Regions from separate parts of the Homo sapiens genome. Here regions 1 and 2 are each linked to region 3. A link is a loop called in an ENCODE intact Hi-C map of the cell type or tissue named here. Cell type or tissue: Calu3. All regions are shown on one strand. Region 1 has its middle 76 kb from the start of MIR3059. Region 2 has its middle 79 kb from the start of LINC02258. Region 3 holds the start of LOC105369877 (a long non-coding RNA gene).

The links. A loop is a pair of places that touch in the nucleus more often than their neighbours do. Peaks named below come from ENCODE experiments on the same cell type or tissue, not always from the same donor. Only the 100,000 strongest peaks of a DNase experiment are listed, where the experiment ranks them.
Region 1: it touches region 3 in a loop (1.9-fold over the local background); 3 of 110 quality-filtered maps call a loop at or near these places.
Region 2: it touches region 3 in a loop (6-fold over the local background); 6 of 110 quality-filtered maps call a loop at or near these places.

Annotation. Positions count from the first base shown.
Region 1 is chr12:86,664,716-86,672,715 of GRCh38, reverse strand. It overlaps a transcript of MGAT4C not described here. Among named protein-coding and RNA genes, the nearest start is that of MIR3059, 76 kb to the left of the region's middle. In Calu3, no CTCF peak of the experiment used is centred here; a DNase peak (open chromatin) is centred at 3,545.
Region 2 is chr12:87,843,992-87,851,991 of GRCh38, reverse strand. No RefSeq gene overlaps it. Among named protein-coding and RNA genes, the nearest start is that of LINC02258, 79 kb to the right of the region's middle. In Calu3, a CTCF peak has its summit at 3,555 (motif pointing right); a DNase peak (open chromatin) is centred at 3,531.
Region 3 is chr12:86,261,020-86,269,019 of GRCh38, reverse strand. It overlaps LOC105369877 (a long non-coding RNA gene), which reads right to left and starts at 7,007. Exons shown (of 3, transcript XR_001749240.2): 1 at 1,672-7,007. It also overlaps a transcript of MGAT4C not described here. RefSeq lists an enhancer at 4,042-4,725. In Calu3, no CTCF peak of the experiment used is centred here; DNase peaks (open chromatin) are centred at 3,749, 4,209 and 4,499.

The DNA of each region.
Region 1 (8,000 bases), 400 kb before region 3:
GAGTACCCAATGTTTAGTTTACACTTATACATGAGAACAAGCAGTATTTGGTTTTAATTTATTGGTATATAGTCGCTCATAGTATCCACTAATGGTCCTTTGAATTTCTGTAGTATCAGATGTATTGTCTCCTTTTTCATCTCTGATTTTGTTTATTTGGATCCTCTTGTTTTTTCTTTGAATGGGTAAAGGTTTGTCAATTTCGTTTATCTTTTCAAAAAAACTCATTTCATTTTGTTGGTGTTTTGCATTGTTTTCTTCACTTCAATTTCATTTATTTGTGCTCTGATCTTCAATTAATTCTTTTATTCTACTAATTTTGGGTTTGATTTTCTTATTCTTTAGGATGATGCATTGTTAGGGTTTTTATTAGAAGTTTTTCCTTCTTTTTTGTTGCAGACACGTATAGCCCTAAATTTCCCTGTTAATACTGCTTTCTCTGTATCCTATTGATTTTGGTATGTGTGTTTCCATTATCATTTGTTTCAAAATGTTCTCAATTTTCTTCCTAATTCCTTCATTGTCCCACTGGTCATTCAAGAGCATCTAGTTTAATTTCCATATACTTGTATAGTTTTCAAAATTCCTTGTGATTTTAATTTCTAGTTTTGTTCCATTGTGGTCAGAGAAGTTTCTTGATATTATTTCAAGGTTCTGAATGTTTTAACACTTCTTTTACCACCTAACATATGATCTATTCTGGAAAATGACCCATGTGCTCACTAGAAAAATGTGTATTCTGCAGCCATTGGATGAAATGTTCTCAAAATATTTATTATTTTTTATACAAGTTAATTTCCATTTTTTGGTTGATTTTCTGCCTACATCATCTGTCCAATACTGAAAGTGGGATGTTAAAGTCTCCTGCTTTTATTGTATTGAGATTTAGCTCTTTATCTCCAATAATATTTCTTTCATATATCTTGGTGCTCCATTTTTGAGTGCATATACATTTACAATTGTCACATCCTCTCGCTGAGTTCTCCACTTAATAATTTTATAATGACCTCCTTTCTCTCTTCTTACAGTTTTTGTCATGAAAGGTGTTTTGTCTGATATAAATATAGCTACTCCTGCTCTTTTTGGTCTCCCTTAGTATAGACTACCTTTTTTCATCCCATTGTTTTCAGTCTATGGGTATCTTTATAGATCAAATGTGTTTCTTATAGGCAACAGATAATTGGGCCTCACTTTTCTTCTCTGTGTTATCTTGAAATCATTGGTTGAAGTATCCTTTCATTAAGAATGCTGAAAATAGGCCCCCACTCTCTCCTGGCATGTAAGATTTCTGCTGAGAAATTCATTATAAACTTCATGGGGTTCCCTTTGTATGTGACTTGACCTTTTTCTCTAGCTGCCTTTAACCCTTTTCCCATTTAGAAAAAAAAGTGCAGCTCGCTGCCAGCACTCATTTAATTTTATATAAACAGACTCTGAGGCTAAAGCAAATCTGACTGATTTTAAATGTGAAAATAGAGTATAAAAACTGTTCTTGGAGTTATTTCTAAACATAACTAACATGAGAATTGTCTGAATCATCAGAATCGCCTATTTCAGAAAACTCATTAAATAAATCTTTGTCCAAAAACCATTCAAGAACGATGTTAACATCATGCGTAGCAATGCTACATTTTCTAGCATTTGACATTTTCAGCAATTGAGAATGACTATATTTTGTAAATGGAAATACCACTACAAGAAAATAGAATGGTATAAATAGAATGAAGTCTTTTGTTTCTGAAGTTGACAAAAAAATAGAATGGTATAAATAGAATGAAGTCTTTTGTTTCATTCGTTGATAGAGTGATGCGAAAATAATCATAAAAGCGAGATATTTTGTTGCAAAGTTATCTAGGGGCAAATGCTGCAGCTGCAAGTGCCACTGGGGAGCACTCTGGAAAAATGGGAAAAGGGTTAAGATTTTTTCTTTAGCATTGGCCTTGGACAGTCTGGTGACCATATGCCTTGGTGATGCTCATTTTTTATAGTATCTTTCAGGTGTTCTCAGGATTTCTTTTATTTGGATACTTAAGTCTCTAGCAAGATTAGAGAAATTTTCTTGAATTTTTCCCTCAAGTAGTTTTTCTAGGTTCTCTCTCATGAATGCGAACAACTTATAGGATTGGTGGTGTATATAATCCCATATTTCTCAAAGATTTGTTCATTTTTTTTAATTCTTTTTTTCTTTATTTTTGTCTGACTAGTTTGAGACACAGGTCCTCAAGCTCTGAAATTCTTTCTTTTGCTTGGTTTAGTCTACTGATAAAACTTTCAATTTTATTTTGAAATTACTTAAATGAGTTTTTTTGTTTATTTGTTTGTTTGTTTGTTTTAAATTCCAGAAGTTCTGATTGATTTCTTCTTAGGATGTGTATCTCTTCCTTCATTTCCTGGATTGTTTTAAAACTTTCTTTGTGTTGATTTTCAAACTTGAGTTGGAATTCATTGAGCTTCCTTGAAATCCATTTGTTGAATTTTTCATCTTTCATTTCTGATTTTCCATTTTGGTTATGGACCATTACTGGAGAGCTAGGGCCATCCTTTGGTGATGTCACTACACTCAGTTTTTTAATGATGACAATTCTTGTGTTGGTTCATTCTCATTTGGAAACACTAGAACTTCTAATTTTTGTATTTATTTTCTTTCAGGTGTTTTTTTTTCTTTTTCTTTTTTCCCCAATAATTTTATTGATTTTCTTTTTTCTTTCCCTTTCCCTTGCCCTCTCCCCTCCTTAGGGGTTGTCACCCTAGATAATGCTGGGCAGGGCTTTCTGGCTTTGATTCCATGTCCTTATGCACATCTGATACCAAATTTTGTGTTAGGCAGTGTAGTTCAACCTACAAACCAGTAGATGAAACTTATAGGTAAGAGCCAGCTGTGGCCAACATGGCTGGGCATATTCTTGATCTTTGTTTACTGTAAGCAGTTCTTTGCTGCCTAGGCAATGGGCTATTCTGTGGAGTGCAAAGTGGTCTTATCTCCCTGCTTGCCCACCCCTGTCCCTCAACCCAAGAAGCAGGTGCTGGGGCAAAGATAGGCAGGGCCAAACTGGCCAGGTCTGCCTACAGGTCCCCCAGTGGCAGACATGAGCACCAGCTCCAATGAATAATCCAGTGGATGGCCACTAAGTGCCCAGAGGTGTGTTTAGTCATGGAGTTGGGAAAACTCCCTGACCCAATTCTCTGCATGGGGATGGGGGACAGCCTAAAACCCTAATCCAGGAGAATGGGTCCTCCAAATGCTTGGAGATCTGCCTGGACATGGAGCAGGGAGGGACCCTCTGCACCAACATTTCTGCACAGGAGAGGGGTGGCAACTCAGGCTGCTGAACGAGGCAAACAGGTGCTCTGAATGCCTGGAGATATGACTGGGCTTATGACAGAGAGGGCCCCCTGCACCTGGATCTCTGCACAGGAAAGGTGGGGCTGTTCATTCTGCTGTTCCAGGTGAGCAAGTGCTTCAAATGCCTGAGAATCTTCCTAGGCATGCAGCAGAGAAGGCCCTGTTGCACTAAGATCTGGGTCCAGGAAGGGTGGGGCAACTCAAGTGGTTGAACCAGATGAATGGGTTTTCTGAATGCCTGGAGATCTACCTGGGCATAGAGCAGAAAGTGTCTTCCTGTACCACAATCTCTGCACAGGAAAGGTGGTGTGGCTCGGGTTGTTGGTCCGGGCAAGCAAGTGCTCCAAATACCTGGAGTTCTGCCTGTGTGTGAAGATCTGTGCCATGATCTATGTTAGAAAGGGTGAGGCAGCTCAGGCTGCTGGTCCAGAAGAGTAGGTGCTCCAAATGCCTGGATTTCTGTCTGGGGGTGGAGCAGAGAGGGCCCTGCTTAAACACAGTCTAAGGGGAGCAGCCTTGAGCACCAAGCAATGGCACACACAGACTAGCTCTAATTCGCTAAGCTGGATCTGGCAGCAAGTCCACCACCCAGGAGAAACTGCAGCTGTAGCAGCTCTTCTCCTGCTCCAGGCTTGTGACGGGAGAGCACAATTCCACCATCTACTGCTGAGGCACCTTCCACAGTTCTGGCTGTGGAGGCCCCTATCCTGCTCCAGAGCAGGCACTCTAATCTCTGGCTTGAAACTAAAATGCCTGTGCAGCCACTCTTCCGAGTCACACAAAATAATGGCTGACAGTGTATGTGCACAGATTAAAAATGGTGTGCTGCTCTTGGTCCACGGTCTGGGAAAATGTCTGCAGCTGTTCCCAGTGTCTTTGCCTTATAATGTCTCCATCCCTCTCCCAAGTTACCTTCAGGGCTTGGGAGAAACAAAGAGCTCTTCCTCCTCGTGGATTGCCCAAATCCCAGGTGGAAAGGTGAATCACAGGGGGATGCTCTCTTCCTCTCTCATGTACTGGGACTTCACTAACTTTTATCTGCCAGACGCCATCACAGGGGCTGTTTGCCAGCATCTTCCTTCCTGAAATCTGGGGTGTCCATCATGATTCTGGTAGATTCCTGATTTCCTTCTTGAATTAAAGCTCACAGAGTTGATCTTTATGTGCTATCTTGCTATTTCCAAGTGGCTGAGGCATGTTAAAAGCCCCTAATATGCCATCTTGGGAACAAAATTAAGATAGCTTTATAATAGTACTTGGATCATGATACAAAGATATAGAAGTAATATTATGCACAATCTATCAATGTAATTTAAGCTCTTTTATTTGTCACTAAATTAAGCCATAGGCTATTGTGTCAAAAGAATTGAATTAGAATATAGCAAGTTGCTGATGCTATTTATTCTTAGAAACAAATTTCAGACCAGAAAATCCATGTGCAAACAATCAACCTTGCTTCCACATATTTCTAGCATCAGAAAAGCAGCCTCACTTGCTACACATATTTTATATTTTAGACTATGGGTTACTAAACTACAATCCACAGGTCAAAGTCAACTCATATATTGTTTGTCCAACCTGCAAACTAAGAAAGACTTTTACACAGTTTTTAAATGTTGGAAATATAATCATAAGAAAATCATATTTTGGATCATGCAAAAATTCAAATTTTAGTATTCATAAATACATTTGTATTGGAATATAGCCATACTCATTTGTTTACATATGGTCTGTGGTTTCATTCCCATTGCAAGGAAAGATTTGAGTAGTATTAAGTCAGTGCAAAAGTAAATGCGGTTTTTGCCATTATGTTTAATAGTAACAGAGACTGAATGGCTTATGAAACTGATGCTATTTACACATTGAAATCTTTCCTTTGCTTAAGTCACAGTCTGATTTGCTTGCTTGTTCAGATAATAGGAGTACGAATTCTAGTGATTTGCAGGATTTTCCATCTAGGTCTGTATTTCTGACCATTTGTCCTACTGTCTCGAAATTAAAACTGAAACGTTTACATGTTAGCCTGCATTTGTACTTGGCTAATGTGTGAATTCTGCCTAATCTAGCATGTGTCTGCTAGGTGACAAGCATGTTCCAAATCCTCTTCTCCTACTGCAAGACTTTTCTGTGTCTTCACAGTGATTTCATTCTTAGTTAATCTACCTGATTTTATTCTCAGTCTTCACACTTCCTCCTCCTCTTAATATTTTACCTTATATTTTGCAACAAAATTTCTTCCATGAATATTTTATAGACTATATGTAAATGCCCTGATCTGTTTTGTACCATGAAAGTTTCATATAAGAAATAGGCAGCAGCAGTGGTATAGAGCAATTTATGCATGTCACATGGTCAAAGTGCTTGTAAAATACATACCTTGTATAATCCCTTCCAACTAAGTAACCAATCATTCAGCACAAGTTTCTATTGATTCTGATGACAGCATTGGGCTTCAGTACTATAAAAGTAAATTTGAATAAAGATGTTTTCATCTTTATGGTATGATCTGTTTACTACTTATTAGATTGATAAATGTTTACCAAATATCAGTTTCAGGGAAAAACTGCTGCTTCACTGTTTAAGGACATCTGATTTGAAGTATGTCAGAAAGATTGGTCGGTGTGCTAAACTCATAATACCTCAGGAAAAAAACTTGAAATCTTTTTCTCAAAGGTATTCTTAAAGCACAAAGCTATGTTGATGTTTCTAATTGGCAAAAACATTTGTGGGGAAACAAGGGAATTCTTTGTTATGATTCTTCTTGTTTTCATGAAATAATTTTTTTGTGACTCACATCAGAGCAGATGACATTTTGTGAAAAAAAAGATTAATAAAGTAATAATTCTCAGCAAACTTAGATCCTATTTTTCTGCATTTTTTTTCAAAAGAGCAAGTGATGAAATGCCAGAAGATGTTAAGGAAAGAGTGTTGTGGACACATAGAATTTTTTTTTAATGCAGTATGACACATCAACAATATTTTAAGGCTGAATGGAGGACTAGATTACATTAGAAGAGGAGTTACATGGTTGAGGATTAAACAAAGTTCATTCTTAGTTATGAGGCTTAAATGACAATGGTGATCTTAGAGCTATAGAAAAGTCTTAGGGTAATGGTGCCAGAGTGCAGGTCTTAAGTAGAATAGCTAAAAATTAGAGGTTTGTAACCAGCTACGAATCTAATGGTACCTTTGTGACATTGTCTGCAAAAATAGAGGACAGTATGAAGAAGCACGCCTCATATTTTTTAAGTGCTTTAATCAAAATTGCATCAAGCTTGTTTTAAGAATTGCAGTTTTGATTACTACTTTTCCAGTTTCATTGGCCAAGTGAAAAAGGAAGACAATTTTGAACAATATGCCTTTAAAAAATGTAGTTATTTTCTTGAATTGAAATATTATGGAGGCTTAAAAAACCCCACATATATAATGGTTTATTTTTCTGTTATTTTTGTGCTTCTTGAAACTATTTCAATAGTTTTCTTTTAGATAAAGATGCAAGCAAAAATAGTCTCAACTTTAGGCAGTATAATTAGTCATCTCCAATTTTGCCTGAGGAAAACGATCAGTTTCTTTAACATTACTCTTTTTGACACTCTTAAATCCTCTCCTCATTATGATTCCAAACAAGAAGAATCGAAATTGCATTAAATTGTATAATTTAAAAATATTGTATATTTTGTATAAAAGTTGTATAACTTTTCCGGCTGGGAGCGGTGGCTCACGCCTGTAATCCCCGTACTTTGGGAGGCCGAGGTGGGTGGATCACGAGGTCAGGAGAACATCCTGGCTAACACGGTGAAACCCCATCTCTACTAAAAATACAAAAAAATTAGCTGGGCATGGTGGCGGGCACCTGTAGTCCCAGCTGCTGGGGAGGCTGAGGCAGGAGAATGCCCTGAACCCAGGAAGCGGAACTTGCAGTGAGCCGAGATCACGCCACTGCACTCCAGCCGAGGTGACAGAGCAAGGCTCCGTCTCAAAAAAAAAAGAAAAAAAGTTGTATAACTTTTCCAACACAATCATGTGTCTATAATGGGTTTCAATTGTCTCAGCATTTTCCCAGAATCAGTCAGAAGAAAATTGTAGAGAAGAAAAGGACTGCTTTTCAAACCCATTAATGTTTTCCACCTCACTTGGGGCTGGCCTTCCACTGAATACTGTATCCCCTATGTCGATTACACTACTTATGCTGTGGGCTGATCCTATTGTTAACTTCGCTGCTTGAGTGTTAACTGAAATATCATCTTCTTAAAGACAGTTTGTCTAATTTTAATAAAGTTAAAGTACAACATGGACCAGATAGAACAAGGTGGTGGGGGGAGGGGGCTAGATTATTGATTATTCTACTCTACGTGACTGAAGGCAACTTACATTGCTTCAATGATCATCAAGCATAAAATGAGGGATACTGATACATGAAATGATGTAATAACCTTATTCAGATATTATGACACAACTAATTAGATGACCTATGATAGTTGAATAATGTGTCTGATTCTATCCAAAAAAAAGTTAGTTTATATTAATGTTGGCATTTACAGTTAACTAAAATGTCAAAGCAGAAACCGGAATTGTTTTTTTCTATAGTAAATATATTTAATGGGATTCGTTAGAACACATAACTACAGATTTGTAGTAATTTGAATAATAAGATTTT
Region 2 (8,000 bases), 1.6 Mb before region 3:
GAATTTCTCCTGGCTTGTATATGCCTTCTACCTTGAAATCAAAACTCTCTATAAGTAGGAGAGGTTTGGTCTCTATCTAATTTGGGCAAGGTTTTAGATTCACTTTGAGAGTGACTGCTCAAAGATCAGTGCTTACTCCCCAAGTTCTCCTTTCCTAATAGTAGGGGAGCTGAAGGGAATAGTACAAGGTGTTGGAAATGAAGGAGGAGTTTTTCACCTAAGGCCAAGAATGACCACAAATTAACAGGATTGAGGAGACTATAGGAATAAAGTTCAATAAGCCAAGCCAAAACTCAATAAGAAGGCACGTATCAAAACAAGCGTACAATGACAAAAACATTAACAGCCAGGTAAATAAAGTTAGCAGGGTAAATTCTGGGGCAAATGTCCAGAGATTTATATGAGTTTGTTCAATGCATATAGGTGTCAGTTATGGTATCGTATACCCCAAAACATAAAGTGCCAGAAATATGTATTTTCAGCTACAGTGTTAGAGGCTTAAAATGTATTCTTCACAATGACGTACATTTTACAGATGTAAAATGAAAACTTGGATAATTACACTCAGTTCCATTTGATTCCAAGGTTTGCAGACATGATGCTATACTTCATGGGTGAGGTACGATTGGAGTTGGGCCTTGAGTGTTGGATAATAGTTGTAGACAACACTAGATGGTAAGACAGGGAGAGATATTTACTGGACTAAGAAAATAAATGTCACCAAAGTCTCAGAGGTAGGAACTTCTGGGACATATTAGGGGAATAAAAAGAATCTTCTTCTTCCATTTTTATTAATGTAAGTTTCAATTCAACATGTACAAAATGAAACAAAATCTTGACTATTTTTTCATCTACATCCCAGGCCTATGTAAAGTTTGATATCAGATACAAAATGTGAATACCAACTTCTGTGGATTATTGTATTTCTAAGAGGAGAAAAAACATCAAGGCTTTTCTGACTCTAATCACCAATTCAATAAGCACTTTGGTATAGTTTATTTGGACAAACATTTATTGAATTTTTGTGACAGATAGTATGTTCAATGATGGAGATATGAAGAATAATAAGACATAGTCCCTCAGGGGCTTAGAGTAGTGGGGGAAACAGATTGATATAATTAAATTACAGTTTTCTAGATGTACTGGTAGAAGTATGTGCTCTTACTTATTGATATTTTCCTTGCAGTTGAAATTAATCTTCAATTCAATAAAGAATTATTTGATTGTTAAAGAAAAGTTACTCTCATTTCCAGGTTATTTGTTTTTGTAATCGTTTTGTTTGAACAAGAAACTACACATCTTTTTTCAACATTATACTTAACTTTAGACTTTAAAAGTGATTTACAGATATTAAGGAATATTTTGTGAATTGGGCTTTAAACGTATTTTTTGGGGTAGGGGATTCTTACAGGAAACTTCATTCCCAAGCTATTTATTTTAGGCCCCTCTTTTTATGTATTTATCTTTTACTTTTAAATTGACATACAAAATTGTGTGAATTTAAAATTTACATCATGATGTTTCAAAGTATATATGCAATAATGACTAAATCTAGCTAATTATACATTACCTCAGATAGTCATCATTTTTGTGATGAGAACACTTTACATTCACCCTTTTAGCATTTTAAAATAATACAATATATTATTAACTATTATCACCATGTTGTAAGATAGATCTCCTGAACTTATTCCTCCTATTTAACCAAAATTATGTATTTTTTGATCAACATCTCCCTACCCCTCATCCCTCTGCATGTATTTTTTTCAGTCAAAGAGAAATGAAGACAATCATGATAGAATATGCTGTAAGATATAGATGAGAATTTCTTTGGCTGAGATTTTTGAGGGGTCTTATGTAATCCTACTCAGGTTTTTGTTGCATATAACTCAATTTCACAAGCTTTCTTTCACACGTCCCTTGAAAGTACAGTGATTTTTTTTTTAGTGTTCTTCTTCTTTCATGCCAGGGTGTTTACCTGCCATTTCATATATGTTTGAGTTGGCAACAAAATGAAAAATTGGTTCTAGATATAAGTGTCTTACAGGTCAGCGATTCTAAGTGGCAACAAAAGCAGCAAAACCAATAGTAACTTGATTCTTTGAAAGACCTTATGTAACATTTAAAAGCAGCCAATATCTTTAGAAAACTCTTGTTGAATGAATTAATATTTTTACATACAGTTAGGAATTTGATTCTAGGAGCAACAGCAAAACCCAGAAACCATATAACAAAGGCATATATATTACAAGTCAATGAGCAAAAGGCGGATATAGGTATAAACATGGCTAATACCCTGTAGGAGGAACCACCAAATATATTTGTAATTTCTGGCAGTAAGGATTTTATCTTTATATTTACAGAAACCATAAGAAAATATGAAGATTTTACATTTTTTCATTAATAAATCATTACTTGCCATTTTTAATCCACAGAAGTTGGTATTCACATTTTGTATCTGATATCAAACTTTGCTTAAGTCCAACTTGATGGGCTGTGAAAATGAGGATGATTTGTTCTTAACTTATTTAAAATGAAACAATGCTTATTGCAAATCCTGGCCATATTTAGGCTATTTTCTTCTGTTGAGCATATCTCAGATAAGCACAACAGGAAGGAAAGATGGCTAGAGATGTAGCTAAGATGGGAAGGGCTAATCTATAAATATTAGATGACTGCAGTGTGCTTATGCTGTGCTAGACACTACATACTAGGAATAAAAATAACTAGGCGGAAATTCTGACAAGTGTCAGAGGAGAGAATAATAGTGTTACTATCTTAAGAAGAAAGCCTGAGAGCAAACCACACATCTTGTGTATTTGACTGCAATGATCAAGATGACCATACCCAAAGTAGGGTGGCATACCGTTAGGAAGTAGAAAGGCTGCTAGATTTTAAGTCAGGTCTAGATGCTCACCCGGCCCTGGCATTAATTTTCTCTTCCAATTTAGGCAATTTGCTTTAAAAAAATGAGCTGCTATTTTGTCATCTATAAAATGGCCTGTTGTATCTCTAGGCATTCTTTCAGCTCTAACTAGATGATCCATAGACTCTTTGTCTAATTCTTTCTCTAATCCCATTGAGGAAAGAACAAGATAAAATAATTTAGATTATAACGTTCTGAGTTTTAATTAGAAATAAGGACATGTTTCCAGGCAGTGAGAGTGACTCAGTATTGGCAAGTGTTTCTAAGGGAAGCCAAGAAACTATTGTTTCTGTAGATTAGTGAAATCTTTGACATTCTGCACAGCCAAAATCACTGCCTGAAGGTAGTGGGGAAAAATGACCAGATGGCCTCAGGGGCTTCTCTGAATCACCTCCACACTGCCAGGTTTGAAGAAACTATAAAATGACACTGTTAGCTTTCAGGTTGTATATATTTGTCTTCTGTGTTGTCTGGAAGCTCTCCCATCAGAACTACAACCATCTCCTAATGCTTTATCTTGTACTCAGGCAATGCAACTCACTCCGTTCCTAGACAGATGGAAAATAAGGGAACTGCCTTGTGAGAAACTGCAGAAACACAACTGGTCTAATACACTTCACCACTAGGTGGCACTCTAATCATATCACAGCTACCATTTTAAAAATCAATAACCTTGCCTTTATATATGAAAAATTTCACTTGTTTTCTGTCTTAAAATGGTTCCCCCTTACCACTCAAATGAAAAGGCTAGCTCTCAGAAAGCTTGAATTTTTTATATGTAGTTTTAGAAAATCGTCAAGTTCAGTTATTTTGTTAGGCATTCAATAATTTATAAGGCTTTTTTATATCTCATATAACAAGAAGCAAAATTCAATAAATACATGTGTGGTGTAAAATATCAGTGTATGTTTAGTTGGTTTAGTTATTGTAAAGTGAATTAGACACATTCCAAGCATTACAATGTGATGCTACTCCATCACATTGTTATGTAAATGTTTTGAAGTGTTTCAAAAATGTAATGGACCCAAGTGATATAAAAAGTTTTAGTGTTTGAAAAATGTAAGGGACACAGGGAAATTCTTATTGTTTTGCAATTAAGCAGAAAATGGCCTTTCTTTTTTTCTTGCATCTCCATTGCTACATCCCAGTGTATTCGTTGCTAATAACTGTGGGTACATTTAATGAAAATAAATGAGTTTTAAAAACATTTTCCGTAAAAATCTCTTTTAAGAATCTCATCTCCAAAGATAGATATTCATCCTCTCTTCTCTGTTTGGTCTTTTCGGAATCTGACTTTCATTAATAAATAATGGATTGTTTACATATGTATATGTTAGTCAACAGCAGGAATCCTTTAAAGTCATACTGCCAAGTGACTTTTCCATTTCTAGAATGACCAAGAAGACCAGAACCTAGAACCAAATTCATCTGTGGTTTAGCTTGGCTGAGCTAGGAGGGAAAATAAAATGGACAAATTGCTATGTTTTGGATATTTGTTCTCTCAAAATCTCATGTTAAAATTTGACTCCCCATGTTGAAGGTAGGGCCTAATGGGAGGTGTTCAGGTGGTGGGGGCAGAACCCTCACGAATAGATTAATGCCTTCCCTTAAAGGAGTTCTCACTGTATTTGTTCACATGAGAGCTGGTTGTTATAAAGAACCTGGCACCTCCCCTCTCTGTCTTGCTTCCCTCTTGTCCTGTGGTCTCTGCACACACCCGCTCCTTTTTGCCTTTGCGATGAGTGGAAGTAGCCTGAGGCTTTTGCCAGATGCCCAGTCTTTCAGCCAACAGGGTCGTGAGCCAGATACCTTCTTTTCTTTATGAATTATCCAGCCTCAGGTATTCCTTTACAGAAACACAATGGACTAAGAAAGGTCAAAAAGTGTGCATTACAAAAGCAATTCCTGTTTTAAGGAAAAAAAAATGACTTGTAGCTAAAGCAAATAAAATAGTATTTAAAGTCAGTTTTCAACAACAAAAGCAATTCAAGTCAAGAATGGAACAAAACAGGAAATAAAAAGCCAAACAAAGTACATTTTCTTTAATGAAATAAATATCTGAAAAAATATAGCTCTGTGTTTTATAAAATCTGTAAGTTTTTTTAAAAATTCAGAATATGAATTCATCCTCAGAAACATCTGATTTTTAAATGTATATTTAAAAGATAGATGATTTAGAAAAAAATGTACTCTTTGTGAAATGATTCAGTTCATTTTTTTAAATAGTAAGTTATACCTGAAAATCACTTGAAATATCATAGTCTGTGAAAATTAAACATGTACCTAACTTACAAGAAAACGTGTATTGGCAACTATACTTTTCTTACTCTCCTGGGGTAATTTTGTTTATTACTCCTCTCTTTGTTTTCTCAGTATTTAAATTCCTTATAAAAGTTTGCAATCTCTCCAGCCTGGGCTACAGAGTGAGACTCCGTCTCAAAAAAAAAAAAAAAAAAAAAAAAAAAAACAGTCCAGTGTGTGGTTATAGATATGTGATATGTATGTGAATAAATTGATGAATGAATATTGTGTGAAGGGGCAGTAGTTCACATAGCTAAGAAAATAAACAATTAAAATTTATCATGTGGTTGCAAGGATAAAAATTTCTCTTTCAAGTGACCTTCAGTGACAAGATGGCTTAAAAGTTTCCCTCAGCTTGACTAGACAGGTTTCTTCCTGACTATAAGTTCCTGCACTTTCCTTTTCTTAGAGCATTTACTTTAGAAAACTTGGAAGTGTAAATTCTTTGTCTCTCTTAGATGTAAATCTTCTTGCCAGTTTTACAACCCAAGCAATGTCTTTCTCAAGGACCTAGGAGCCATGCCTTGAAATGTAATCATCAAGAAAGACAGGGCCCCTATCTCCCACTCTCTGTGAGAGTATTGGAGCCTAACTTCAATAAGTGCCAATTAGCAAACACAGAGGGTCTAATCACACTGACGAAGCTTCCTCCCTAAAATCCTCTAGTATTTTTCCAGTAGCTCACCCTAGTGCTTAAAAACTGTCTCGTCTTTTATTTCAATTGAGTTAAATATCTCTCCTTTATTGCAATCATCTTGAATTTTTTTCTTGCTGTTTAATTTGTCCAATGCAATTTTCTCAAACATGTTTTGTTTAAAAAAAATCGATATCAGAACATAAAAATATGCTAAATTAGGTAATATCAGTGGGTATTTAGGTCAGTGTTAAATATCTAATAGTGGCATTAAGGATGTTTATGTGGTTTTTCTTATGAATTTCAACCTCAAATGTTTAAGATATACTTCAACCCTTTCTATATATTCATAAATTCCTATGGAAATATTATACACAAGTTAACAAACACCATAGTTGTACATATGACCATTATTCTTTTATCTCCTCTTGAAGATAGGTGATCAAATCTACTGCAATAAATAGTATCTCCAGTAAAAATGTTAGCAGAGATCTGGCTTGTAAGTTTGTTTGTAGGTGTGTGTATGAGGGTATAGATGGCACTCTGAGAGGTCAGTCAGAATAGAGGAGCATTTCTTCAGAGTTCCCACATAACATCATCAGGATGTGTCCCATTTCAGTCAATACGCTGGGAATTAACAGGGGATCTGTTGACAGTAGGTCTGCAGTTGATGCATAGAGGACTCAGATTTAGGAATTCCATACACTTTATAGTCCTAACTTTGAACAATTTTGCTTTATTATGTTCTAAAAATATTTCTCTGAAGCTTCAAGGGATAACTTTAATTCTGTATTTGTATGATTTGTTAAAGGTTTATCCATGATGATACAGACTTTGATCAAATGCCTTCAGATTCTCCCTTAATGTGGCTCCAAAATTCTCAAGTGAAGAACAGATAAATGGAGCAACCAACTATGAATTTTAATCCTGGCATGAAAGGAAGCTGCTTCTTCTCTGTAGAGACAGCCCGTATGCCCTAGAAGCTGAAAACTAAAATTATTTCAATTAGCTAATCCACAGGGCTGGAAGCCCTGGAAACTGGGTTAATTCAACACTGCTTGCCATTACTTTAGATGCCCCTTACAGCTCCAGCTTAGCTAACTACTACCCTGTCCTGGGGAGCAATCCCTGTACGGCCCTGACTGGCAGGCTGCTCTACACTGGAGTTTTATGCAACAAAGAGTTCCAACTTTTATCTATTTGAGTGTCATTGTGTTGTGTCCTACTTGCAAGAAAATCTTCAACTCTTATAAAACTAAAATGAAGACAATAATTTCCATGTTCTCTGCCATCATGTCTAGACTATTGATATGACACCATCACTGACCAGGCCATTAAAAAAAAATTGTTCATGTAGGAAAACAAACTGTTGCAAGGCAAATGTGATGGCATCTTGAAGCAAAACCACTATAAGGACTGGTGTTTGACCCTCACATACCAAGGTGTGCTGCAGTAAGGTCATTAAACATTGATTGTGGCATAGATAACCCCTTATAAAGATACCTGTCTATACTCCTCAGTTATCATCAGTCTTGGCAAGAAGCTCTGAAGATATGACCAGCTGCCCGTGTTTTGCCCTAAAAGCTTGCTATATAAAGAATATTTTCTGGAGGCGGATGAGGGGGTCCACTATCTTGTAACTGCCCAAAACATCACTTCTGTTTATAAGGCCATATTGAATATTTATTTCTGAGAAGCTGGATTCGTTAGCCTCTTTATTCAGCCCCTTGGCTCCCTTGGAACATTTGGGTGGGTTTGTTTATACCTGTTCACCATGGAAAAGTCCACACTTTCTGATCATAACACTTGTCCTTTTTCTTACGACTGTTGTCTATTAGCATCTATATTTTATCCTTTATTTCTATAAACACCCATCTTATAATTTCCTTCTTACTCCCAACTTCACACATTATTTTAGTAATTAAGAATCCTTAATATTAATCAAGCCCTATAATACCTTGTTTTCAGAGTTCTTCAAATTCCCCAATTACATTCAACATCAAAAATCAGCCATTCACTTCGTAAACATCCTTGGGTTTTGATTAGTTTGATGGATGTCTACCCCTTTAAGATCTTGAACTCCAGTAATTCCTCTCTACCTTCAATGTTTTTCAATTTGAAAACACTGAAATTTTTATT
Region 3 (8,000 bases):
ATATATGTAAGTATGAAAGAATATATACAAAAGGCAAATGAGATGTGTATGTGTGTGAGGGTGGGTTGATGGTGTTCGAAAGGGGTACTGTAATATCTCCTCTACTTGTTTTTCAGGCAAAAAAAAAACACCCTTTCTTTTTTATTTTAAATGTATATGCATAATTACTAAGAAGAAAAAAATGTGCCACTTTACTTTCTTTCAGAATAATAATATTTCTTGGTAAAAACTGAAATAAACAATAAAAATGAATTTATTGTTGGCAGAGCCAAAAAATACATGTGTATGTATGTGTGTGTGTATGTGTATATATATATATGTGTATATATATGTATATATGTATATATATATATATGTAGTTAATATCCTTTTGTTTGTTTGAGCAGTAAGCCAATTAAATAACTACAACAAAATATTTTATTAAGGTTGTATCTTCTCTTTACTAATGTTTTTAATGGACCCTTCAAAAATCTATGAGTCCGTAAAAGTATGGTAGATAGTAGGTTTAAAAGGGAAAAAATAAAGGTTTCAATATACATTCACTGAAGTGAAGAAGATGAAGAAAAAAAAATCCTTTATATATCATGTATTTTTCAATGTTTTTAAATCTATATGAGCAAAATTTTGACATAGTAAGTAACTCTTTTGTGATGGGCCAGTTGAATATATTAATACAATGAAGTGTGTAACAAAGAGATGGAGACCTGACAGCCAGAGTCCAAAGTCTGGCTTTCAATTAAGGATGTCTTTAGCTAAAAGACTTTGGGCTAGTTGACTAAAAATTTCATTTTTCACATCTGTAAAATTTGTAGGCTGAATGAGATGGTGAGATCAATAATTTCTAAGGCCATCAGTAGCTGTACAACTCCATAAGTCTGTAAGACTGATGAAAGCATTCTCCTTATGGCTTAAAAGAATTTATAATTCAAGGTTGACATACACAGCTATCTTTCTAAGCATCTTCTCTAATGAGATCCCTTGATACTTCAAATCTAACTTCACCCCAGGAATCTGGGGATGTCGCTATGAGTTTCAATATATTCTAATGCCACCAAAACCTATTTCTGTCCTACTGCCACTATGTTAGTCATATTTTGGTAAGAAAAATTAAATTAGAGTTACTCAGGAATTGCATTGCTTGTTTGCAATTGATACGTCTACATAATTCTATGAATTCCATATTATAAGTGAAAATCTGGTTCTAAGATCTTAACAATACTTCTTCCCAAATCAAGAGAAGTCTAAATTTTTACTTTAAAAATATGTTCATCTTTGCTCTGCATTTATTCAATGGTGTTCCAGTCTAGGCCTACTTACTAGCTTGTACTGACTTCAGATATTTTTATAACGTTCCATTCTCTTTATGGTTTATTTATTCCCCCCTTTATTGAATTACTACAGTCTAGTGCATATAAAAATATTTGAAAGAACAGCTGTGAATTAAAAAGACAGCTCTGAACTATACAGATTTAATAAATCTAAAATTTTATTTAAAATTTATAAATTCTTTGTTTCTTTCTGTCTGTTTTTGCGTCTTGGTAGAATTTTGAAGTGGTGCCACTTGATTCCTTTCTCCTCTTCCTTTGTGTAATTGCTTTACTAGTGATCTGTATAATTTCAGGTGTCTTCATGATGGTGAACATCTACCTTTCACTTCCAAGTTTAAGATACCTTTGAGTGTTGCTTGTAGGTCCCGTCTAGTGGTGATGAATTCCCTCAGCATGGAAATGCAGCCTACCAAAATCTGTGAGATACAGCAAAGCAGTGCTAAGAGAGAACTTTATAGCTTCAATATCTGCATTAAAAAAGTAGAAAGATTACAAATTAACAATCTAATAATACACTTGAAGGGACTAGAAAAGCAAAAACAAACCAAAACTGCAGAAGAAAAGAAATAACAAAGTCAGAGCCGATCTAAATGAAAAAAGACCAAAAAAAAATTACAAAAGATAAAACAAAACTAGATTATTTGAGTAGACAAACAAAACTGATAAACTAACCAATAAGAGACAGGAGACAATAAAAGTAGAATCAAAAGTGAAAAAGGAGATATGAAATATAAAAGATCATTAGAGAATATTATGAATAACTATATACTCACAAACTAAAAAGGCTAAAGGAAATAGATAAATTCCTGGAAACATGCATCTTCCTAAGATTGAACCAAGAAAAAATTTAAAAACCTGAGCAGGCCAATAAACAGCAGCAAGATTGAGTCAGTAATAAAAAAAAAAATCTTTCAACAAAGAAAATCCCAGTGCCAGATGGATTTACAGCCAAATTCTACCAAAGGTATGAAGAACTAATAGCAATCCTTCTGAAACTGTTCAAAAAATTGAGGAAGAGGGAATTTTTTCTAACTCATTCTAGGAGGCCATTATCACCTTGATACCAAAACCAGACAAGGACACAATCACAACAACAAAACTCCAGAACAATATCCCTTATAATCATAGACACAAAATTTTCAGCAAAATACTAGCAAACCAAATACAACAGCATATCAAAAAGATAATACACCACAATAAATTCGGTTTTACACCAGGGATGCAAAGATGATTAAACATATGCTGACCAGTAAATATGATACAGTATATAAACAGAATGAAGGACAAAAACCCTATGATCATCTCAATAGATGCAAATAAAGCACTTGATAAAATTCAACATATTTTCATGATAAAACCCTCATTTAACTAGGCATTGAAGGAACATGCCTCAAAATAATAAATGTCATATATGACAAACCCATAGCCAATATCATACTGAATTAGGAAAAGTTGAAAGCACTTCCCCTAAGAACTGGAGCAAGACAAGAATGCCCGCTTGCACCACACCTATTCAACATAGTACTAGAAGTCCTAGCCAGAGCAACAAGGCAAGAGAAAGAAATAAAAGGTATACAAACTCGAAAAGAGCAAGTCAAGTTATCTTTGCTTATTTAAGATATAATCTTACAGGTGGAAAAACCTAAAAATTCTAGAAAAAGCTCTTAAATTTGATAAATGAATTCAGTAAACTTGAAGGATACAAAAAAGCATACAAAAATCAGTAGTGTTTCTATGGACCAGCAACAATTTAGCTGAGAACCAAATCAAGAAGGTAATCTCATTTACAATAGCTACAAAAATAAATATAAATACCTAAGAATATATTTAACCAAGGAAGTAAAAGATCTTTGGTGAAACACTGATGAAAGAAATTGTAGATGACACAAATAAAAAATATCCCAAGCTCATGGACTGGAAACACAAATATCATTAAAATGACCATACTTTCATTGAATCTGCGGATTCATTGAAATCTATATCAAAATACCAATGTCATTTTTCACAGAATTAGATAAAGCAAACCTAAAATGTATATGAAACCAAAAAGACCCTGAATGGCCAAAGTGATCCAAAGCAAAAGGAAAAAACCTGGAGGTATCACATCGCCTGACTTCAAATTTTATTACAAGGCTTAGAACAACGTGGTACTGGTATAAAAAACAGGCACGTAAATCAATGGAACAGAATAGAGAACCCGGAAATAAAGTCACATACTTATAGCCAACTGGTATTTGACAAAGTAAACAAGAATACACATTGGGGAAAGGACACCCTTTTCAATAAACAGTGGTGGGAAGATTGAATGGCCACATGAAGAAAAATGAAACTGTCACAGGATCCTTGGGGTGTTGTTTCGCCAGCTGGGAACCTCTGTGGCTGGTGACGCTTTTGCCTGAGTTTTGCTCGGGCCTGCTGGGCTCGTTCTGCCTGTTTTGGCCTGGCAGGCTGCGCTTGGCTCGCGCTACTGGCCTGGATGTCACACCTGACATGGGTGAGCCAGGCGTGGAGCAGTGAGGGATGTATGAGGGAGCGAGGTGGGGTCTGGCCACTGCGCACAGCCAGGCATGCCGGCTGGGGGTCGGGGGGTGGGGCAGCTCCAGGTGCCCGCACGGGTGCCGGCTCCCTGTGAGGCTGCGGCTAGACCAGGCTTACTGCAAGCAGCTTCCATGGCTGGCACCAGGGAACGCAGTAGCGCCCAGAAGATTGGAGATGCCAGGAACCGCAGAGCCCCAAAGAGGGTGTCACAGCCCATGCTCGTCAGTGCCCAAAATCCAGAGAGGGCTGAGGCGGCAGGGGCCTGATGTGTCAGCACTGCCCCAAGAGTGGGCACAGCCGACTGGGTTTGTGACAGCACCTGGGCTTGGCCTCAACTTTGCTCTGAGATCGGAGAGGGCGCCGGGAGAGGCCAGGCAGTGAGAGCAGGCACTTCTGAGCCTGCTGGGGCAAGGGGCTGCTTCCCGGGCCCGGAGAGTGCAGAGATGCTTGGGTCCGTAGCCATGGCTTGGGCGGCTGTAGCTGCACCCCAGGAGGCGGGGACCCTGCCTGTCCCTGGCCCCCAAGAGCACAGAAATGCCCGGGTCCGCACACACAGCTGGGTGGCTGCAGCTTCACCTGGGAAGCAGGAGGCTCCTGCCCAGCTAACTCGGAAGGGGGCGGGACTTCCACCTGTTCCTTGCTTCCCTTGGCTCTGTGGAGTGCGCAGCCCCCTCCCCGCCTCCCCCGCTGCAGCCCGCGTCTTCGCAGTGGCAGCTCCAGACGGGCCTCTCCTGCAATCAAAACGGGGCCCTCAAACAACAAAAACAAACAAACACGGCTCCTATCCCCTATCTCTCACCATATACAAAAATAAATTAAAAATATATCAAAGACATAAACATAAGACTTGAAGCTATAAAAATACTAGAAGGAAACCTAGGAAAAACTCATTTGGATATTGGTCTAGGCAAATAATTTATGACTAAGACCTCAAAAGTACACGCAACAAAAATAGACAAACTGAACTTAAACTAAAAAGCTTCTGCACAGCAAAAGAAACAATCAACAGAGAGAGCTGACAACCTGTTGAACGGGAGAAAATATTTGCAGACTATGCATTTGGCAGGGGACTAATATCCAGGATGTAGAAAGAACTCAAATAACCCACCAACAACAACCCCCCACCCCAAAACAAGTAATCCAATTAAAAAGTGGGCAAAATACATTAATAGACACTTCTCAAAAGAAGACATACAAATGACCAATAGGTATATGAAAAAATGCTCAACATCACTAAGCATCTGAAAAATGCAAATTAAAAGCACAATGAGATATAATATGCCTGTCAAAATGGCTATTAGAAAGACAAAAAATACCAGATTTTAGTGAGAATTTAGAGAAAAGGGAACTCTCATATACTGTTGGTGGGAATGTAAATTAGTACAAGCTTTATGGACAACAGTATGGAGATTTCTTGAAGAACTAAAAGTATAACTACAATTTCATACAGCAGTCACACTACTGGGTATCTCCCCAAAAGAAAAAAGATCAATGAATCAAAAAGATATCTGCACTGATAGGCTCATCGCAGCACTATTTATAGTAGCAAAGACATTGAATCAACTTAAGTGTCATCAATAGATGATTGAATAAAGAAAATTTGGCATATATACACAATGGAGTACTATTCAGCCAAAAAAATATGAAATTATGACATTTGCAGCAACATGGACAAAATTGGAGGACATTATCTGAAATGAAATATGTCAGACACAGAAAGACAAATATTGTGTATTCTCAGTCATAAGTGGACATACAAATGTAGAAACATGGACATAGAGAGTATAATGATAGATAATAGTGACTCAGAAGGGTGACAGGATGAGATAGAGTGGGTGAAGAGAAATTACTGAATGGGTATAATGTAAAGTATTTGGGTGATAGATACCCTAAAAGCCTTGAATTGACCTCTTTGTGATGGATGCATGTAACAAAACTGCACTTGTATCCCGTAAATTTACACAAATAAAAATTTAGAATATTTGTTTGGCTCTTCCAATCTAGACCCATATCACTGATCTTTGGTTTCATCTACCAATTTATGGGGTTACAACCCCATAATTACATTTGAAATTACATTTGAAAAAGAAATGTAAGTTACATTTGGAAAAGAAAGCTTTCACCTTTATATAGTAGGGTAAAAATCACTCTTTTAATAGAAAATATATAAAATAAAACCTTTTAAACAAATGACAAAGTTTTTACAGTCAACATTACTATATCTAGGAATAAAGTTGAAAAATATTCCATATGGAAATCCAGTCGGTCAAAAATTTTGGAAGTACAAATAATAAGTAAAATATTTTAGTAAGTGCTAGAAAACATATTAAAATGGCTTATCTTTTCTCTAATTCTGACTGCAGGCAGAAATTACCTTTAAAAGGTTTATCAAATACAAGTGATGTTTAAAATTAGAAAATTAAAAATAAATTCCAATTTCATGCCAAAGTTTTTAATATGCATATTTTGTGTAGTATACTAGAATATCTATATATGAATGTACTCTAAAAATGAATCATATGCCTAAGAGAGTAAGCAAAAGCAGACAGAATGTCTGCTTTCAAGAACCTAGTGGAAGATACAAACATCTTAAAAGTCACAGAAGTAAATCTATTGCAATGATAAATGCAACAAAAGAGAGCTATCAGGATATAAGGTCACTTAAAGAGATTTGATTTAATAAGCTAGGCAAGAATGACTTCTTTGAAAAGGGATAGCTGATCTGGAATGAGTAGAGACACCTAGATAAAAAGAAAGATGGCATGCATAGAAAAGTATTTAGAATAGAAAGCATATGCAAAGAGCCTGTGGCTGAAAGATACAATATGACTATGAGTGACTGATAGATTCAAATGGCTTGACATGTGAGAATAAGGAGTAATATGAAAGGAAGAATGGGTAGAAAGCATTCCAGGTAGAAACAACTGTCTGGATATATGAACATGCTCTGTAACAAAATAAATTATGGAAGAAATGGGACTGAAACTTGTCATTTGCGATGGAGAAGAGAGAAACACAACAGTGAGATGAGAAGGCTAGTGGAAGGTAAGGCTAGAGAGATTGTGGTCAGATCATACAGGACATTGTAAACTATATTAAATTTATGCCTAGTGTTCTAATATTGGAACGCTAAGCATGTGGGAGTTATTTATATCCTACTGCTCAATGTCATAGCCAAGATCTGATTGCAAAAATTCAAAAAATTGCAACCTGAGGCATAAATGGGTTAAAGGGGTTGCCTTTCTCCTTATAAGAACAAGAACTTCTGAAGGATTTTAAACAAGGCATGAATGTGGTGGGGGAGGGATGTTAAGAGTTTCCTTCATTTACATTCTGTAATGTGATTCTTACTTCCCTTCACTGTAATTCTTACTTCCTTACAAGGCAGAGTGAAACCCCAAGGTACAACACACTTCTGGTATGCTCTCAATTAATCATGAACTCCATTACACCTAATCAATTCAAGATGATTCAGAAGGTACTTGAGTGCCTTGATATGCCTCTTGGTCTTGGTTGTGCATATTGAAAATCAATAGAGTACGATAGATACACGGGTTGCAAAATATTGGTCTGAATCAGTCATGACATTATTATATATCTTAAAAGTTACTTTTCTCAGGAAATTGCTTCTAATAGCTTGCTGATGTTTTTTTACTAATTCAAATGAGGAACAGAAATATTTGACATTTCAGCCTTCTAGGTAAACTTTCGTTTATGTTAACTGACCAGTAAGAAAATTGGTCTGGTATATTTTATTTAAGGTTTCAAGCTCTCCCTTGACTAAGGTTTCCTTGAAACTGAAGTATGAGTCATATTCATGTTTGCATCATAGCAATTAATTCAATGTCTGGCATTATATAAGGTCTTCAATTTTTGTCTATTGAATGAATAGAAGTGAAGTTGATGCAATTTGGGTTTTTAAATATGTTCTGCTGCAGAGGTTCACCAATTCTTAAAATGTCAAATCAATTCAATACATGTTTAATGAGCTACTACTCTGTACAAGGTAGTGCTAGACAAGTATTTATAACTGCCACACAAATGTTTTAAGATGCTGCTTCTCTCAGACACAGTTTTACTTTATCATGTGCTCCATTGTTCCTCATGGTTCTGTTTAATACTTATGAGTAGCTA